Linked DNA regions of Mus musculus: region 2 is linked to region 1. A link is a loop called in an ENCODE intact Hi-C map of the cell type or tissue named here. Cell type or tissue: heart. All regions are shown on one strand. Each heading gives the region's core, and the rest is flanking DNA. Links, peaks and the distances in the headings are about the cores only.

Region 1 (10,123 bases), core at 996-8,995:
GCCGAGTGAGTTTCCCTAACCTTAGAATCGTCTGTGTTGCAGCCATGATGCTGACTAAGCCGTTGAAGGGTGCCCATGCCCCACAGCCTGTCCTTCATTCCTGATAGGATTTCCACTGGTCTAAGTCCTACTCTTTCCCAAAACACTGTCACCAACACTGGGAACTTGGTGACATCACCCTCCAGTAAAATCAGTTTATCCACAGCCAGTCCCACTACTGAGTGGATGTCCCCTCTTGGCTATAGGATTCAGAGTGACTATAGTTGAATTGGTTTTGTTTTTAAAACCTCAATAGACTGCAAAAGACCTCAGCTTGCAGTAATTAAATGGTTGAACATCGTCTTAGGGTTTCATTGTTGTGAAGAGAGACCATGACCAAGGCAGCTCTTATAAAGGACAACATTTCATTGGGACTGGCCTACAGGTTCAGAGGTTCAGTCCCTTATCATCATGGTGGGAAGGATGGCAGCATCCAGACAGACATGGTGCTGGAAAAGGAGTTGAGAGTTCTACATCTTGATTGGAAGGCAGCCAGGAGGAGGTTCTCTTCCATACTGGACAGAGCTTGAGCATTTAGAGTCCTCAAAGCCTGCCTACATAGTGACACACTTCCTCCAACAGGGCCACACCCATTCCAACAAGGCCACACCTCCTAAGAGTGCCATTCCCATAGGTCAAGCATATTCAAACCACCACAAGGGTTGCTTTTTGTCTTTTCACTTTTTTTTTCTTTTGGGGGCAAGGGGAGTGGTTGAGACCGGGTCTCTCTGTGCACTCTTGTCTGTCCTGGAATTCTCTCTGTATACCTGCCTGGCCTTGAACTCACAGAGATCCACCTGCCTCTCTGCCTCTCAAGTGTTGGGATTCAAGGCATGCATGTGCCTGCCTGTACCACCTAAACATATTCGCTTTAATGGCATCTCCTTGGTGGCCGCATGCTAGAGGTTAGGACACTGTGAATGAAGGCCAGACAACTCCGGGTTCAAGCTCCCCTGCAATTGTCTTCTCTAGGTAACCTTGGGCAGGCTGAGACCACTGTTTGAGCTTGACGTGTGGTGACCTCTTCTACACCTTTCTATGTGCTTTCCCCCCAGCCTGTCCCCCACAGCGGCTCCAGTGGCTATGGGAGCCTGGGCAGTAACGGATCCCACGAACACCTCATGAGCCAGACATCATCCAGCGACAGCAATGGCCAAGAGGAGTCTCACCGGAGGAGATCCGTACGTCCCTCTCTGTTCCTCTCCCTGAGAAGCGCAAGGTCCGAGTTAGAAAGCATGATCAGAAATACCCAGGCAGTGGCTGGACCAGTGGCTCAGTTGCCTTCTCCTCTGGCTCAGTTCCCCTGGGATTTGCTTCATATTTCCAGTTGCAGCAGCCTGCCTATAGTTAAAATATATAAAGGAAAATGGCGTAGGTGGGCAAAGCAGCACCTTAAGGAAACAAAACCTTAGTTGGAGGGTGGTATGGACTCCTTAGCAGTTCCTTTACTGTGTCTCCCTCTGGGATCATGGGCGTTCCATCAGGATTTCCGAGTCTGGGTTAGAAGTAGTGAGTACGCTCTGTGGTGAGCACTTGCCCTGTGTGTGCAAGGCCCTGGACTCCATCCCCCAGTCATTCTCTCTGTTGCTCCACCCCATGTTGGCTTCTCTGCCCTCACTGTGGGGGGCCGACAGAAGAGGGTCTCCTAGAATGAATAACGTGTTCCTTATTGTTTTTCTTCAAGGGAATTTTTAAAACCAGTGGCAAGATTCAAACCAAAAGTCACGTTTCTCATGAGTCTGGAGGACAGAAGGAAGCATCTGTTGCAGGTAAAAAGGATGTCCTCTGGCTCCTCCCGGAGCCCTCACTCTTGGGAGCGCTCACTTTTCCTTAAGACATCTACATTTATTCTGCTTTTTAAAAAGAAAACAAGCCGAGGCTGGAGAGATGGCTCAGTGGTTGGGAGCACTGGCTGCTCTTCCAGAGGACCTAGGTTCAATTGCAGGTTCAATACCCACATGGCAGCTCATAACTGTCTGTCATACCAGTTTCAAGGGATCTGAAACCCTCACACAGACATACACAGAGGCCAAGTACCAATGCACATAAAATGAGAGAGAGACAGAGACCAAACAAGCCTGGTGGTGGTGGTGGTGGCTCCACCTTTGATCCCAGCACTTGGGAGGCAGAAGCCGGTAGATGAATCTCTGAGTTCGAGGCCAGCCTTGTCTACAGAATGAATTCCAGGACAGCCAGGGCTACACAGAGAAACCATGCTTCAAAACAGAACAACAACAAAAAGAAAACAAGACACCCCACTTTCCTCTGCTTTTGTCTCAGGACAGCAGGGGGTGCTGCTGGCTTTTCTGGCTTATTGCTCTATGTGAGGACTGGGAAGGTCTCCCCCTGAGTGTGCTTAACTTCATCCTTGCTCTACAAAGCAACAAGGGCTGCCCCTCTGTGTCCAGCCAACAAGTGCAGATCCTACTGTCCAGAAGGCCCTGGTTACCTTATGACCCACTAGAGCATGCAATCTGTGTTTCCCTACCCGCAGTAGACAGTAAGGTGCTGGCTGTTGGGCATACACCAGTGAATAAACTATCACTTGTTGCTCAAGATCCCTCAGGAGGGCGAGCATGTGGCTCTCATGGTGACCACAAGCGGCATCCACAGCCTAGTGCCTGGGCGCCCATTGCTGTATGATCATTGTCACCAGAATTGTCCCTGATTGTACGGTGCTCTGAGTCTTGAGATATTTCTACCTTAGTATCTAAGGCAAGCCCAGGTTCCACTGTTTAAAGTCAGCCTGCCTCCTGGATAACTTAGTGAGACCATATCTTAATCAATCAATCAATCAATCAATCAATCAATAAAAGAAAAAAAGAAAAAGAAAAGCCAGGTATGATGGTCCCAGCACTTGAGAGGCAGAAGTCAGCAGATTTCTGTGAGTTCAAAGCCAGCCTGGTCTACATAACAAGTTCCAAGCCAGCCAGGGCTGTAGTGAGAATTTGTTTCTAAGTAAACAAACATCTAATGATGCATGGGCTACAGAGGTAGTTCATGGTGGAGTACCTGAGCTGCACAAGCAAGGTCCGGTATTCAGTCTAGCCTGCTCTGCCCAGGAGGATAAGACATCTTGTGTCTAACTGGCCACAAGTTCAATATTATAAGGCCCATCCTTTTCTACCCTGAGCTCTGAGCCCTGAGAATGGTCCTAACATGTGCAGTTAAGCCCAGACAGAAGCAGGCCTTGCCTTGCCTGGGTGGTAGGTTACTCTAAGCTCCCACTCCAGAGTTCCACAACTGTCCCACCAACAGGGATTCTGGATGCAGACTGTCACTGGGGTCTCGTATCTGTACATTATGACTCCTTACTCCTGTCTTTGAGTGGAATAAAATGCTTTATAGATATATATGCAAACATTTCTTTTGACAGATAAAAGGTAGTAAATGAAAAAAATTGTGTATGTGTGTGTGTGTGTTTTTTTTTTTCCAGAAATGCAAAGCAGCCCCCCAGCTCAGGTGAAAGCTGTCACCACCATAGAAAGGGACAGCTCAGGGGCCAGCCTACCCAAGGCCAGCTTCCCAGAGGAACTAGCCTATAAGAACCAGCCTCCTTGCTCCTACCAGCAGATCAGCTGCCTGGACAGTGTCATCAGGTACACAGGATACTTCTGATCTTTCCTGCCATTGGTGTCCTCGTTCCTCACACCCTCCACCCACCCACCCACGTGATGCCTTCTGACCCTCGTGCAGGTACCTGGAGAGCTGCAGCGAGGCAGCCACCCTGAAAAGGAAGTGCGAGTTCCCAGCCAACATCCCATCCCGGAAGGCCACAGTCAGCCCCGGGCTGCACTCTGGAGGTACACTTTCCATTCAGAACTGTCTAACCTGTGACCCCTTCAATCTTCCAGGATGGGGTCAGAAGCCATCTGATAAACCCTCCGGTGTCCCTTTTTCCCCCTAAATTAATTTTTCATAGCTTGTAGATACACCAGCAATGCTTTTAAGTGGCCAAAGTTGCTAGAAAGTTGATAAATACCCTTCTTGCAGGTCAAGGTCTAGTCACCCCAGCTTTTAGAACAGGGACCTGGGAAGCCTGCCTGGTGACCAGGGGGCAGCCATGAGCGCCACTCCCTCTTGTGACTGTGCTAGCCTCAGTGGTTCTGGAGCAAACACCTCCTAGTCTATCTAGAGGAGCCCTTGCCTGTGAATACTAGCATGCTCCATTTGAAAGCTCAGCCCAACAATCTCAGCACTTGGCTGGCAGAGGCCAGCCTGGGCACAATGAGACTTTCTCTCAGAAAATTACAAAAAGAAAAACAAGGCTGGCAAGATGACTCTGCGTGTCAGGTGGCTGCCGTGCCAGGTCGACAGCCTGAGTTTGATCCCCAGATCCGACCTGGATCCATAGAGCTGTCTTCTGGCACACGAGTCCATACACACAGTAATAATTATTATTATAGTAATAGAAAAATTTTAAAGTAGAAATAGAGTGTCTCGTTTATTAAACGAAGCACAAGAGAGTGAGTGGCCGGGCATGGAGCAGGGTGGACAGCCCAGATCACCCCCTCCAGAGGGCCCTGGTGTGACCCACAGCCATCTAGAGCAGTGGCTCTCAACCTTCCCAGTGCTATGGCCCTTAGTACAGCTCCTCAGGTTGGGCTGACCCCCAGCCACAAAGTTATTTTTGTTGCTACTTCATAGCTGTAATTTTGCTACTGTTGTGGATCATTATGTAAATATCTATGTTCTCCAAAGATCTGAGGTGACCCCCATGAAAGGCATTTGACAACACCCCCAACAGGTTGAGAACCACCGGTCGAAATGTTTTTGTTCCCCCCCAAACACACACACACACACACACACACACACACACCACAAACACAGAGGTCCTGGACTCTGAGAGTGAAGTTCAAGTTGCTCCCGTCATTTCCTCTTCACCTTTTTCCTGTGGACAGGATCAAGCATCCCTGGGGCAGGGGTGCAGCCAGCATGGCCCCATAGGTCCCTTGTGTCTCTGGCTCCTTAACTGGACAGTGATATTCATCCTGCATATGTGTTTTCCTCTGTTTTTCTCTCATCAAGAGGCAGCGCGGCCCTCCAAGGTGACCAGCCACACAGAGGTCAGTGCTCACCTGAGCTCCCTGACGCTGCCAGGCAAGGCCGAGAGTGTGGTGTCCCTCACCAGCCAGTGCAGCTACAGCAGCACCATCGTGCATGTGGGCGACAAAAAGCCACAGCCCGAGCTAGGTATGTACGCCACAGATCCCTGGGGAATTTCAACAGCAGCCTGAGTTTCAGGTGGAAACTTTGGAGGCTGGGGAGATGGTTTGGTGGATAAGAGCACTTTCTACGTAAGCATCAGAACCCAGGTTCACATCCCCAGCACCCACATAAAAAGTGGGCCATGGTCATGAGCGTGCCTGTAAGTCTAGAAATTTTGAGAGTGGAGACCAGAGGGTCTCTAGAGCTTATTGGCCACCAGCCTAGCCCCATGTTCAGTGAGCAGCCTTGTCTCTCAAAGAAGTAAGGTGGGAAGTAACCGAACGAACACCTGGCATCCTCTTCTGGCTCACGTGTACAGACACTCACACACACACACACACACACACACACACAAGTGCTGTACACACAAACACACACATACATCTGACTGAAAAGTGAGAATGCTAACTTCCACTTTGAACTTTTATGCTTATTCAAACTTATCAGAAAAGTCCCGGTAAAGGTTTTTTGGGTACTGAGAATTCGGAGGTGGGATATGGCCAGTTAGGGCCCAAGTACTACTCTCTGCTGTGCTCTGGCACCACCTGGTGGTGGTTGTCTTCCTGAGTGCCTGTTCCATAAGGCGCAGGCCCCATTTCTACATAGGGGAAAGAACCAGAACACATAGTAAGAAGAGTGACTGTGACTGAGTGCTCTTCGTGAGGCCTTGATGCTGGGGAGATGAGTCAGTTGCTGATGTGCCTGCTGAGCAAGCATGAGGACCCACATAAAACCCAGGAACAGTGGACTCCTATGTAATTCTAGCACTAGGGAGGCAGAGATGGGGATTTCTGGGGCTCACTTTCAGTCAACTTAACTAAGATGGTAAGTTCTGGGTCCCATGAGAGACCATATCTCAAAAAGTAAGGTGGAGAGCAAGGGAGGAGGACACTCAGTGGGGACCTACCTCTGACCCCTTCGCCTGCATGTGTACATATGCATACACATGTACGCAAGCAAGCAAGCATGCACAGAGAATTATAAGCTTGTTTGTTACCAGAAAGAAGGAAATGATAAGAAACAATGTACCTGTAAGAGTCGATCTCCAAGGGCTTGACCAGCATGCCCTGACCTCTCTGCTCTGTAGACCACATATCACAGTGGCCACCATGCATGGCCCTGAGATCCGGAAGATGTAGTAGTACTTTGGCCCTTTCCCTTATATATCAAAGCTGAAGGCAGCTTTGGAATGTCTTCAGGCCCAGAGTAGAAGTAGATCTTCAGGTCTCTGCCTGCTGCTTGCTGCCTAGGACTCCTTTGGAAATCAGAAGCAGGCATGGGGAATGTTGCCCCCAGTTGTGGGCATCATGAGTCAACAGGGTGTGAGTTGTCTATACAGTAGGTTGCACTTGACAAGCACATGCTGACCAGAGCCCGCTTCTTGCTGCAGAGACGGTAGAAGATATGGCCAGTGGGCCCGAGTCCCTGGATGGTGCGGCCGGCGGCCTCAGCCAAGAAAAGGGGCCTCTTCAGAAGTTGGGCCTCACCAAGGAAGTTCTGGCTGCACATACACAGAGAGAGGAGCAGGGCTTCCTGCAGAGGTTCAGGGAGGTGAGCAGGCTCAGTGCCCTGCAGGCTCACTGCCAGAACTATCTCCAGGAGCGGTCCCGAGCCCAGGCGAGTGATCGAGGTGAGCGCTGACGTGAATTGAGCATTCGGGTTTTTTAAACACTTTGTTCTCTTTTTAAGGTAATGCTGGCCTGGCACTCACCATAATCCTCCTGCCTCAGCCTCCCTAGTGCTAGAATGGCAGGTGGGGACTGTCAGGCCTGCATTAGCACTGTGCTTGGGAGATCTGTATCCGGTGCTAACATACTGAGCTGTGCCCAGGTCGGAGGTGTTCATGTGGAGTAGCCACTGCCACGTTGCTGGCCATGCAGCATGGGAACTCTCTCGAGGACACAGCCTCATGTTCCCAAGGGAACAATACCATAAATAGTCGCAGAGTGCTAGGCTAGCTTCAGCAGATTTTTGAGGCTACCCTCACCCCCAGTTAAGACCCTGGAGTAAGTTCAACCTGCAAAGAATGAGCATTGTGCCCTGAAACCTTTAGCAGGCAGCTTTGGGAATGGGGGATGGCTTTCCCCTTCATGTGGACTCACCCTCCTGGCCTGGGGCTGCCCTGTGGATCCAAACCTCAGCCAAACCCATTAGCTCATATGAAACGTTTCTTTAGGCCCATAATCCCCGGGTGGTTTGAAGGTTTTCTGTTACAGGGGCCTGGTTCTTGAGTCTGGCCATCCATCTATCCACACACTTGCAGTGGGATCTGGCTCAGTCCACACACTCACCTGGCTCCTAAGACAAACCTCCTTTTGTATCCCAGGGGCAAGGGGCTGCACTGGCCAGAGATAGCAGCTCTTCTCCTGGCTCTGGGGCTCTGGTCCAGGGTCACAGCTAGTAGGCCCAGGAGACACCACCAGGAGCAGCCCCACAAACACTGGAAGGAACTGAGGAAGCTGTGACCTCTTTTAAAGATCATATCTTTTCTTCTGTCTTTCTTACTTTTGAAGGCAGGGGTTGAACCATCTTCAGGGAGCATGCTGGTCTGTCTGTCTGTCTGTCTGTCTGTCTGTCTGTGTCTTCAGCGAGCATGCTGTCCTGCTTCTGAGCAACGTCCCCAGCCAGGGCTGCTTTTCCCAGGCTTCCTTCCCACCGTCTTCCCAACCCCCTCCCCACAAAGTCTTGCCACACGCAGGAACCTCAGTGGAAATGAAAGGACACCCATCCATCCCGAGCAGACCCAAGTGTACATAGTTCCATTTCCCACACACCCCAGACCCAGCCGTGTGTACATTCCGTGGATCACACAACCTCCCAGGAAGTCCTGACAACAGTCTCTACTTAGCACTTCAACCGCTGCCCTTCCTTCTGAGGGGAAACGTTTGCAGGAGGAAATGAGACAGAATGAAGAGCAGGGCAGTGTGCCTGGACTGGGCTGTTTATCTCAACCTGTAAGAAAGGTATGAGGCCTGACACAAGCTCACAGATGCCTCCTGCACGCCTCTTGCTGAAATGGAAAGAAGACAGGCCCCTGGGCTGCCCCACAGGAAGGCAGTGGGAGTACACGAGGGAGTGTCTTCCTGGGCTGTCGGGACTGTTGGTCAGCTTCCCAGCACTGTGACAAATACCTAAGAGGACCAAATTATAGGGAGAACACGTTTATTTGGGCTCACAACTCCGGGGGCTTCTGGCCAGAGTTGCTCAGCTCTGTCGGGGTAGAGCAGCACACCATGGCAAGAGATGGTGACTGAAGAGCTGTTCACCTCAGAGGCCAAGGAGTGAGTCCAGTATCTCAGGGCATGTCCTCAGCAGCCTGGCTTCCTCACAGCTGGGCCCCACCTTCTAAAGGTTCTACCTCTGTCCCCCAGGGGCAGCAACTGAGCCCTCAACATGGACTTTCAGGGGTGCTCTAGGTCCTAGCGGCCACCCTCGGCTCTCTTGTGGCAGGTGGAACATGTAGCCTCTCTTTAGGAAACAGTAGTGGTAGGTTAAGTGAAGCCAGCCATTCTGCCATTTGGGGTCTGCACACTAATATGTATTTTTTCTAAATATCAGGTAATAGCAGAAAAGGGCAGGGTTTTGTGTTTTCTGTTTTATTTTGGATAAAGAATATTTTTAATTACTAGTTTCTGAGAACTCCATAAAACATATGTTTATATTCACAAACACACACACACACACACACACACACACACACACACACACACTGCTCCCAGATCCACAACACGCCCCTCCCCCAGTCCTCTCACTGAGTCTAATTTGTGTTGATCATGGACTTCCAGGTTTGGGACCATCTGTGTGAGAGTAGTTGTCCTACTGTGGGCAGTGCCTTTATTAAAGAAAACATGCTCTGCCTCAATCCAAAACAATCAACTCTCCGTAGCTCCTCAGTTAGGGGTGGGGTCCCATGAGCTCCTTCTGCCTCCATGGTAAAACGTTCACTGGCTTGATCTTGTACAGGCAACCACAGCGGCTGTAAGTTCACGAGCAGAGTGGTCCTGGCGGATCCAGAAGATGTATTTGGGTCCAGTCCTGCCCAACCTCTGGCTCTTTAAGTCTGCCTCACCCCTCTTTGATGTTGAACCCTGAGCCTTGGGGTGAGGCTTGATGCACAAGCCCCATTTGTGGCTGAGTATTCCACTGACACTTGGCTCTGAGTTTCTGTGTTAGCGGCCACGTACCGGACTACTTGTGATGAGCTGCACTAATCTGTGGGTGCAGAGATATGAATTTAGAGGGCAGCTTGCTACTGTATGTAGTTAGCAAAATAATGGTGGTAGATTTACTTCTGGGACCTGTCACCTCCCCATCATGGATTCTTGGTCAGATCTGCAGGATCAGGCCTGCCTTTCCTCCTGTGGAAGGGGCCTTAGAGCTCATCAGAAAGTGCTGTGGTGTCCCCCCCCACCCCCCGCCCCATAACATTGATGCCACTCTTGCACTGGGCTGTCTTGTCACAATGCTCGTTATTGGAGTTCACCGAGTTCACAGGTAGATTAGACTGTTGGTGACTTTTCCCCTCAACAGCCCTCAAAGCATTTTGAGAGCTAGGCAGTGGGGAGGAAGTTCCCTGGTCCATGTCAACTTGATCTCTCCATGGACATAGAACTTACAGGAGAGAGGACGCTGAACTTCCAGAAGAAATGTAGGACTCTGGCCTTGTAATTAAAGATGCACCTTCAAGTTGATAGAATTTGGTTTTCTAAAAAGCCTACCCCTTTCCTTCAGTTCCTCCCATTGGCCGTGGGTTGAGGAAAACTGAGCCTTGTATCCAGGGCTGTGGAACTGAGCCACCAGGTGCCTGGCATTCCACATCCCCTGGGGGCTCGTAGCCACTTTGCAATTTTAAATGTGTTTCTCCACATTTCGGCTG
Region 2 (10,123 bases), core at 864-8,863, 53 kb before region 1:
CCGCTGGATCTCACCAAGTGTTTGAAAACATCATTACGGTACTACACAGGGTCAGTGGACTGCCTTACACATTTGTATGTGTGTATACAGACATATACAGATACGTAGGACCTGTTTCCTTTTGTACAAGGAAGACTTCCTAAGAATGGTTATTTGAGAACTGAAGCAGGGCCACAGAAGACACTGCTTCTTGGCTTGCTTTTCATGCCTTGGTCGGCTTGCTTTTTTATACAGTCCACACCAACTTGTCCAGGAATGGCCCTGCCCATCAGTCATGAATTCTATGAATGCCCTGCAGACCTGCCATAGTCTAGACTATGGAGGCTGTTCTTCAGTTGAGAATTCCTCTTTTCAGGTGACTCCAGTGTATGTTAATTCAACAAAACCTAAAGGAAACAGTTGCTAATTCTTTTTAGGGCTGGAGAGATGGCTCAGAGGTTAAGGGCACTGACTGCTCTTCCAGAGGTCCTGAGTTCAATTCCCAGCAACCACATGGTGGCTCACAACCATCCGTAATGGGATCTGATGTGCTCTTCTGGTGTGTCTGAAGATAGCTACAGTGTACTCATATTAAATAAATACATAAGTCTTTTTAAAAAATTCTCTTTATAACTAACTAACTAAATATTGTTATTGCAGAACACCATAGATGAAAGCAAATATACATATAGTTTAAAAGGATACCACATTTGGCGCTCCAGCCTCACATCAAAGTATGTGTCTTATTAAAGTAATACAAGGCGATACTCTTGACACTTGCTTTCTGTCTTCCTCAGTGGCCCTTGGAAAGTGAGCTGCATGGTCAGGGAGCTGGAGGGATGGCTCATCCCACTTGCTTTGCTCACTCTGCACCTCAACATCTCAGACAGACGCAGGCACTTTAGATCCTTCTCCTATTGCTGCCGTGAAACTCTGACAGAAGCAACCTGTGAAAGTAAGAACTTGCTGCAGCTCACTCTCTCAGGGTGCTGTCCCTCGTGGCGAGGATGGCAGGGACCCAGAGGCGACTGCTCACACTGTGCCCGCAGTGAGGATGCGGGAGAGATGCATGCTGTTGTTCCATTGCCATTTTCCTTATTCAGTCCAGGGTCCCAGGGCACGGGATGATGCTGCCCACATTCAGGGTGGGTCTTCCCACCTCCATTAACCTGAACTAGAAACTCCCTCACAGGCATGCCCACACTCCAGAGTGGTTTTAGAGCTTGGCCTAGTTTGCTTTCCATTGCTGTGATAAAGGTCATGACCAAAAGCATCTTGGAGAGGATGTCCATCACTGAGGAAAGTGAAGGCAGGAGCTCAAGGCAAGAACCTGAAGGCAGGAACTGAAGCAGAGCCATGGAGAAGTGCCGCTTACTGCCTTGCTCCCTGTAGCTGGCTCAGCTACCTTTCATACACTACCCGCCCAGGGGTGGCGCTGCCCATAATGGGCTGGGCCCTTTCCCATCAACCATTAATCAAGAAAATGCCCTCCACAAACTTGCCTACAGGCCCATCTGATAAAGGCTTTTTCTCAGTTGAGGATTCCTCTTCTTAGATGACTCTAGCTTGTGTCAAGTTGACAAAAGCAAACAAAAGAACCTCACACAACTAGACAGTACACTGAGCCTTAACCTTCACAGGCACATGGCAATTGTTGAATGCTGGTTAAATTATTATTTGAGATGCTCTTTCAAAAGGTTCTTAATAATCTGGCTATAATTTAGAAGCATACCATGGTTTTAATAAAAAAAAGGGAAAGTTATAATGTTCCTTATATAATGTGGCCTCAGTAACGCCCCTCCCTGTGTGTGTGAGCAAGAGACAGATAGACAGACAGGATGAATGAATGAATGAATGAAAAACTCAGTCCAATAGTTTCAGACTCTTGGAGATTATTTCCCAGTGTTGTGGTTGTAGGACAGTTGTTCTAATTCCTTATATTTCATTATACCTTCAACTTATTTCTCAATAATATTAACTATTAATCATTTTAAGTTTGAAATTGTCAGAGGGAGCCAAGAAATAAGGATGTCTTTGTAGGAAACATGATCACAGACCCTCTGATTTCCCATTGTGGGATGACTGTCTTTTTTCACATTCATTTCTGGGACTGAAGTTTATCCAACAGGGGAGAGAGCCTGGAATTAGGGAGACAGCTGTCACCAGAAACAGTTGCCTTCTGTTGTGCAGTAGCAAACTACTGGCCTTGAAGTCCTCTGTCGCCTTACCAGGTAGTGAAGGAGTTGTAGTTAAGATGCTTGGGAGAGTCCTGCAACCTCGTTGCATGTAGAAGCCTAAAAGGAAGCCCCCACCCCTGCTGCCTCCCAAGGCAGGGTCGGGGCCCAGTGCAGTTTGATCTGAGTTTTTCATGCTAGGAGCCCTAGGCTGGAGATCTGACTGGGTAGCTTAAACCCTTGGAGACACATACAGAATCATTTGTATTGGCACATGCCTGGGTTTCTTTTTTCTGTTGCTATGATAAAATACTCAGACAGAAGCAAGATATAGGAGAAAGGGTTCATTTGGCTCACAGTTCCAGGTGGTAGTCTATCATAGTGAAATCATAGTGACAAGAAATTGAGTGAACTGTTTGTGTATCTATGACTCGACTGTGACTCGTCCACAGTCGAGTGCAAAGAGCAAGGATTAGTGCACACAAACTCTTGCCCAACTCATTTCTCTACCCTTATGCAGCATCCCTTGCCTATGGAATGGTGCCACCCACAGTGGGCTGGATCTTCCTATATCAGTTAATGTAATCAAGATAACCCCCCACTAAATTATTGTGGTGACTTAAAAAGATGTCAATACTGAGTTGTATATCTTATTTTTTTTTAAGATTTACTTATTATTATAAATAAGTACACTGAAGCTGTCTTTAGACACACCAGAAGAGGGCATCAGATCTCATTACAGATGGTTGTGAACCACCATGTGGTTGCTGGGATTTGAACTCATGACCTCTGGAAAAACAGTCAGTACTCTTACCCCCTAAGTCATCTCACCAGCCCAAGTTGTATATTTTAAAATAAATTTTATTAGTTTGATTTAAAAAAAGTCAACAACCCCGCCCCCCAAAAACTAGGCTAGCAACTTGAAGAGGAGCAACATGTGCAGGGTTTGAGGAAATATTAAGGGCCAGTGGGAGGAAAGGGAGGAGGGAAAGTCATGCAATTATATTTCAGTTACAATCTTACTAAATAAAAAGACAGTTGTCATGAAAAAAGATAACCCCACACTCACTAACCTGATCTAAACAATTCCACACTAACACTCTCTTCCCAGATAACTGTAGATTGTGTCAGAAAACAGTTAAAACTAATGATCACAGAGCACTCTGCTCTGTGGGAGGGAGGGACAAAGACATTTTATCCTATTTCTCAAATAAAGGGTCAAAATCCGTCTGCTGCTAAAGTCCTAGGCCAACACTTACCAGAAAAGTCTAGTCGACCAGTGTACAAAGTCAGCTTAACTAAGCAACTATTTGCCCTCCCAAATAATTATCGAGGACAAGGCATACAGGTCCATCAGGACACTGTGACCTTGAAGATTTCTGCTGGAGTGAGAAATCTTGGCAGGCAAGGATCAGAAGATGGACCCAGGCCAATGCCAAGACCTGAGGCGCCTCAGACACCACGGGAGCTCATAGTCTTCCTGGCTTCCAAGTACTCTACACATTCTCCTCAACCAAGCCCACCGGGAGTTCTCTTGCCTGGATACCTATACCCTCCATGCCCATAAGCCTGTCATTCATTCCTGCTGACCTCGTGGCCCCACTTAGACAGCTTTGACCAGATGCTCAAGTAGCTGCCGTGGCTGTGTCCTGACCTGTACTGTCTCATCTGTCCGGAATGCAAGCTCCCACGAAGCAGCTGGGACCCTGGATGTCTCCTCAGGATACCCGAGACATGTCAGCTGACTAGATGGGTGAGGGGCTCGAACAGTGGCCTGGCAGATGCTGTAGATGTCACCAGATGCTCTTTCAGATCACAGCCCTTGCTCCCGTGGCTGCCAGGAAGTGTGGACCTCTGGCGTCTCTCCTCTCTGGGAAGACCTGGCCATTGTCCTCTTTCTCAGTTCCACTGCTCCAGGCAGCCTGTGTTCAAAAAATTGGTTGAACTAAAGCCCACTTTCCAGAAGTTTCTACCAGACGTGGTCTCAGAAAGCAGACCCTAAAATGAGGTTTGATAGCTAAATCGGCAAGGGTACAGGAAAGGGAGACCTGACAGTCTGCTGTAGAGACAACAGGGCAACCTTCATTGTGGTGAGGTTAGGTCGGCTTACCAGCAGGGGGCACCATCTCCACTAGTTGAAAGGACTTTGGACTCTTCCCATTCTGTTGAGGATGCCTAAAGAGAGGCTGAGGACCTCCATGACAGCACAGACTCTTGCTGTCAAAGAACAGAGCTGGCTGAGAATCAGATATGAAATTAATTCCCAGGGAATGGAGTTCCAGGAAGGCTTAATTCTTACCTCCAAGGCCACATTCCCAGTGGAGAAGCAATACAGCCCTTTGACTGGGAAAATGAGTCTCCCATATAGGCTAGCCCTCTGGAAGCTTCCCAGCCCCCTATGCAGTCTTCCTCCTTCTCAAAGACAGCGAGCGATAGATGGTTACTCCAGAATCCAGCTCAGTCTTCTACTGCAACAGATGACTAGGGTCAAGTCCTAGCAGAACCTCTCTGGGACCTTCCTGGCCCAGAGAATAGATGAAGTACTTCAGGGGCTGCTGGTAATCAAGCTGTTATTGCACAGACAACAGGAACCAGGCAAGTGACATCCAGGACTGCACAGAATATAAAGGGGAATGGATCAGACAGCTGGATGTGAGTTTTGACCTTTCAGACCTGACAGCTCAGGGACAGACCTTGACCATGGAAAAGAACATTCTCAAATGGCCACCAGCTATGATAAAGATGGGACTTTAACTTCCTTCCTAGGTATAGCACTGGCTTCACACCGGCAATGAATACTGCAGGGGCTGGGGGGGGGGTGTCGTTTCCTGCATCTCTGCCAATGTTGTTTCCGTTCCGCAACGGTCCTGATTTGATTCCAAGAATAGAGCATTAGAGAAAGGTTGTTTAGAGCATGGTTGGGGAATGATAAACAGGGTTGTTTGGGAGGCTCAGGGCCCAGCCCATGCACAAAAGGAAAGGAGAAGGAGTCTGGTAGGTAGGCCAGAGAAGAGAGGCCAGGAATGTTTGGGACGCCCTGGGAAGCAGAAGGTGGGGATGAGGACAGACCCCATCTAAAATGAGTTATCAAAAATCTTTCCTGAGTAAGTGGCCTTCCAGAGACAGATGATATGGGAGTCACCATGCATTTCCTGGGACAACTAGCTCTCAGGAATTCTTTAGTCTGCTTCCTTCCCTTCCCTTCCCTTCCCTTCCCTTCCCTTCCCTTCCCTTCCCTTCCCTCCCCTCCCCTCCCCTCCCCTTCCTTTCCCTTCCCTTCCCTTCCCTTTCTTGTTCTTTTCTTTTTTCTTTTCAAATGTGTATACTGTGCTGAATAGGCTGAAGTATTCCCAGACTATCTACAAAGTTTAACCATGTTTTCAAGAGTGTCCATGTGTTCTGTCTCTGGTAAATAAGACCTTAAACTAACACTCCATGCTTCCCCCCCCCCCCCCGTGCGACCCAGTTATGTGCAGAGGCCAGGCTGAGTAGAGCTAGCCCAAACCCCGAGAAGTAGGAACCGTGAGGTGAGTAGCATGTGACCCCCGTGAGGCCTGGAAAGGTACAGAGTGAGCAGGGGTGGGAGCCTGCTGGAAACTTCTGCCTTCCATTTTTGCCGTGTGGTGTTTGCCACGAAGGCAGTTTCAGGTCTTACTGTTGGCCAGCAATAGCCACCGTGTTCCGGAAGTCACACTGTGAGGATGTCAGGAATTGTCTCATTTAGTCCTCAGAACCCCAGGAAAAGACAAGTCAAGAAAACACGCCAGATAACAACAGGCAAGGGTGCAAACAGACATTCCTCCAAAGAAGATGTGCAAGTGACCAAGTCCATAATAAGATGGTAGGGGTTAGTGACTCAGGAAATGTAAATTAAGGAGCCAGGAGATGATTCGATGGGTGAGGGCACAAGCCTCACAACCTGAGTTTGATTCCCAAGAACCTCATAAAAAGCTAGCTGTAGTAGCATGCATCCCACCATTCCCAGGACTAGATGGTAAGCAGAGACAGAGAACCTCCCAAAACCTCCTAGGCCAGCTAGTCTGGAGTAGACAGCTCAGCAGCAGAAACAAGAAAGACAGACTGTGCCTCAATAAGAGTCAGCAAGGAAGGATAGACCTGGCTCTCAAAAGTTGCCCTGTGACCTCCATATGTGCCCTCTGGCAAGTGCTCACCCACACTTGTACACACACATAAGCATGTGAAAGCAAAGCAAAGCAAATCATAATGAAATTCCATTTCTCATCCCTTAGGACGGTGGTGTCGTTTGAATGTGGGCGGTCCTGACAGGCTGATGCTGTTAGTGTTTGGTCCCCAGCTAGTGGAACCAAGTCACAGCTGCTCTGTGTGTAAAAAGTGGAAGAAGGGATACTCAATTCCATGCTAGATGTTTTATCACGGTGACTTTCTCTCTTATCGAGACAGGGTTTCTTTGTGTAGCCTTGGCTGTCCTAGAACTAGACCAGGCTGGCTTCAAACTCACAGAGATCTGTGTGCCTATGCCTCTGGAGTGCTGGGATTAAAGGCACATGTCAGCATTGGAGAGATGCTCAGTGGATGAAGCTTTTGACGTACAGGTGTGTGGACCAGAGGTTTGGATCCTCAGCATCCACATAAATGCAAGTCAGAGGTGGTGATCATTCTGCAAGGGATTCTCTGAGCAAAACAGCTAGTACAGTAGCTGAACTGGCAAACCCCAGGTTTAGTGAGACACCCTGGCTAGATAGACAGAGTGGAGAGTGATTGAGGAAGAGACTTAGTGTCAATCTCCGGTCTCTGTATGCACACACTCATGTGTGCATGAACACTTGCACTCATGCAAACACACACATACATGCACCACACACACAAATCCTCAAAGGAGCTGCCAATATCAATTCTATTTTATGAAGAGAGAACATTAAGAGCTGATAGCAGGTCTTATCTGGGACTGGATAGGTATGGCCCCAGAGCCTGGGATTTCCAGAAGTTATTGACTCTTGGCCAGTTGGAACATGGCTCCTGAGATGACCCCATAATGGGGGAAGAGGTGCCCATATCTGGTCTTTCCTGAGACAGAGATTCAGACATGTTTTCTCAATATTCATTTAGCAATATAGGCCATTCTCTTTGTTCAATCCAAATAGATAAATTTTTATATGTGCTTTGCAATTGTTATAAATTTAGGACAGATGATACTGGGCATAATGCTGGCATTGAGAAAAAAAAAAACAAAAAAAAACAGGTCTGCACCATGCAAGAAGCTGCTGAATGGGGCCAGGCTTGTTCTTGGACTCTTGGGAGCCCTCATGAAGGAGGAGCATGGAATGGCTGCTTTTATTGAGTGCAGTGAAATGTTATAAGCAAACAAACACGAAAAAAGCAAAAGCATTCAACTTGCTGAGACTTACAATGTTCTCCACAAATGCTCAGTCTACCCTGATTAGTCCCCTTGTAGTCAATGTGGGCTATGCTGGGCTTGACAGTGAGCCTGCTGTCTGCATGGTGATTGCACTGGGGATAGGGTAGGGACAGGAGCCGGTTCCCAACTGGCCAGAATGAACCCATTAGCAGCTGGGGGGCTCTGCTTTCAGGGTAATCCCATTGTCCACTGTTGACTTTGTGCCTGCAGAGACGTTGAAATCCGAAAAAAAAGAAACCACAGTCTTCAACTTCTTCCAGAAAGATAAAAGGTGAGATGTCACTGGAGAGCCACACCAAAGCTTTCTTCCAACCTCCAAAGACTCTTCCGTGGAGCTAAAACACACCCAGAACAGCTGGAGACCAGCCACAGGGCTCCTATACAAACGGAACAAAGGGCTGAATTGCTACAAAAAACGTTGTTACAGAAAGTGGGTCAGTCATTTAATGATAGTGGAGATTGGAGTCCTTGCGCTAGCTAGCTCACCCTGGCCCTGGCCCTGGCCCCGGCCCCCTCTCTCACATAGACTCAGACACACACACACATAAACACACACACACACACACAAGGCAATACAGCTGAAAGGCTAGGGCATCTAGGGATAGACACAGACATGGCTCTTGGAGGCATCACTGTGGTGGCTTTGGCTAGAGGAAACCCTCCTAGTCATAGAGGGACAGTTTCAGGCAAGAGAAGACAGACTTGCAGGCCCAAATGAGCACCAACTCAAGGTAAGTTCCATCCTAGCCAGCACAGAATATTTTACAGGAGAGTTCATCTCTGATGAGAAAGAAAGGAGATAAGAAAAAAAAAATCACACTTTGGATACATGGTTCTGTGGTTTGGCTATGGTCTGAGCATGCCCAAGAAGGCCTCATGTGTGAGAAGCTTGGCCCTCTGTGTAGGATACTGGGAAAAGGTGGTGCTTAAGATATGGGACCTAGTGGTAGAGAGATGACTAAATGATAAAAAGCACTTGCTGTTCTTGTAAAGGATGCATATTCTATTCCTAGCACCCACATGGCAGTCTGTAACTCAAATCCTATTGGATCTGATGCCCTCTTCTGGCCTCCAAGGGCACTGCATGCACATTGTGCACAGACACACATACCAGGCAAACACACACACACACAATCTCAAAAACCAAACCAAACCAAAACAAAACAAAATAAAAACAAAACTGAAGTCCAGTAATTAGCACTTAAGTCATCGGGGATTCTGTCCTTGAAATGAATTAAGGAGCCCCAAGTTAGTCTCTAAGGAAAGCTATTTTAAAGCCACCTCCTCTAAGTTACTGTGTCACCACGTACTCTTCTCCCTCGTGTGTTCCAGCCATAACACCAGCCACCATGATACAGCATAGCAGGAACCTCCCAGAGCTGGCAGGACCTTTAGACACCAAAACTTCCAGATGGAACAAAGCTTACCTTTGAAGAAATGGGGAAATAGTTCTTATTTTAAGTGGGCTCCGAATTGAGGACTCTGAAACCTACAGGTTTCATTAAGGCAGGAAAAATGAGGGGAGACAGCGACCTGGGATCCACCTGACTCGAGCTGAATCTGCACCCCTTTTTAAACAGTGCACTGCCCAGCCTGGCACCTCCTGCTAGCATCAAACTGCGCACACACACTCCACTGCAAACAGTGTAATAGGCCTTCCTCCCTTAGTAACCTCTTGGCAATTTCCCTCCCATTGTTTCTCTCCTTTCAAACATGACCCAGGACTTATGGGAACTTAAGAGAAAGGATGAGCCAGCATGAGCCAGTTCTGGGTGAATGAACAGTAAAGCAAACTGTATCTTCTGAATGAGCTTTTGGGGGGAAGTCCCGCTTACTGCTTTATGTCTATGCATAATTGGATGTGCATATGATTACAACGATATGCATTGTGGGAAAGGAGAAGTGTAATTGTTGGGAGCCGCGCCCACATTCGCCGTTACAAGATGGCGCTGACAGCTGTGTTCTAAGTGGTAAACAAATAATCTGCGCATATGCCGAGGGTGGTTCTCCACTCCATGTGCTCTGCCTTCCCCGTGACGTCAACTCGGCCGATGGGCTGCAGCCAATCAGGGAGTGACACGTCCTAGGCGAAATATAACTCTCCTAAAAAAGGGACGGGGTTTCGTTTTCTCTCTCTCTTTCTTCTTGCACTCCTGCTCCTGAAGATGTAAGCAATAAAGTTTTGCCGCAGAAGATTCTGGTCTGTTGCGTCTTTCCTGGCCGGTCGTGAGAACGCGTCTAATAACAATTGGTGCCGAATTCCGGGACGAGAAAAAACTCGGGACTGGCGCAAGGAAGATCCCTCATTCCAGAACCAGAACTGCGGGTCGCGGTAATAAAGGTTCCCGTAAAGCAGACTGTTAAGAAGGATTCAACTGTATGAATTCAGAACTTTTCAGCTGGGGAACGAGAGTACCAGTGAGTACAGCTTTACGAGGTAAGTCTGATCTTGAACTTTCTAAGGAAATTCAAGACAGTCTATCAGAAGTAAAGTGGAAAATGTTTGGCCTTGAATTTTTTCTAGTGTTAGAAGCCCTTTTGTCCCTTTTCACATGTTATCAAGTGGTTAAGG

What was found. A loop is a pair of places that touch in the nucleus more often than their neighbours do. Peaks named below come from ENCODE experiments on the same cell type or tissue, not always from the same donor. Only the 100,000 strongest peaks of a DNase experiment are listed, where the experiment ranks them.
Region 2: a loop joins it to region 1, with 9 times the contacts of the local background. A loop is called at or near these places in 28 of 42 quality-filtered maps.

Annotation. Positions count from the first base shown.
Region 1 is chr1:91,424,493-91,434,615 of GRCm38, reverse strand. It overlaps Per2 (period circadian clock 2), which reads left to right. Exons shown (of 23, transcript NM_011066.3): 13 at 1,095-1,220; 14 at 1,724-1,808; 15 at 3,476-3,638; 16 at 3,736-3,842; 17 at 5,068-5,232; 18 at 6,638-6,877. Among named protein-coding and RNA genes, the nearest start is that of Gm35591, 13 kb to the left of the region's middle. In heart, for the core only: a CTCF peak has its summit at 5,801 (motif pointing left); DNase peaks (open chromatin) are centred at 5,175, 5,805 and 8,015.
Region 2 is chr1:91,477,651-91,487,773 of GRCm38, reverse strand. It overlaps Gm28382 (a long non-coding RNA gene), which reads right to left and starts at 9,003. Exons shown (of 3, transcript XR_003948697.1): 1 at 8,979-9,003; 2 at 4,264-4,765; 3 at 2,999-4,075. It also overlaps the pseudogene Gm19085. In heart, for the core only: a CTCF peak has its summit at 8,617 (motif pointing left); a DNase peak (open chromatin) is centred at 4,283; H3K27me3 peaks cover 261 bases.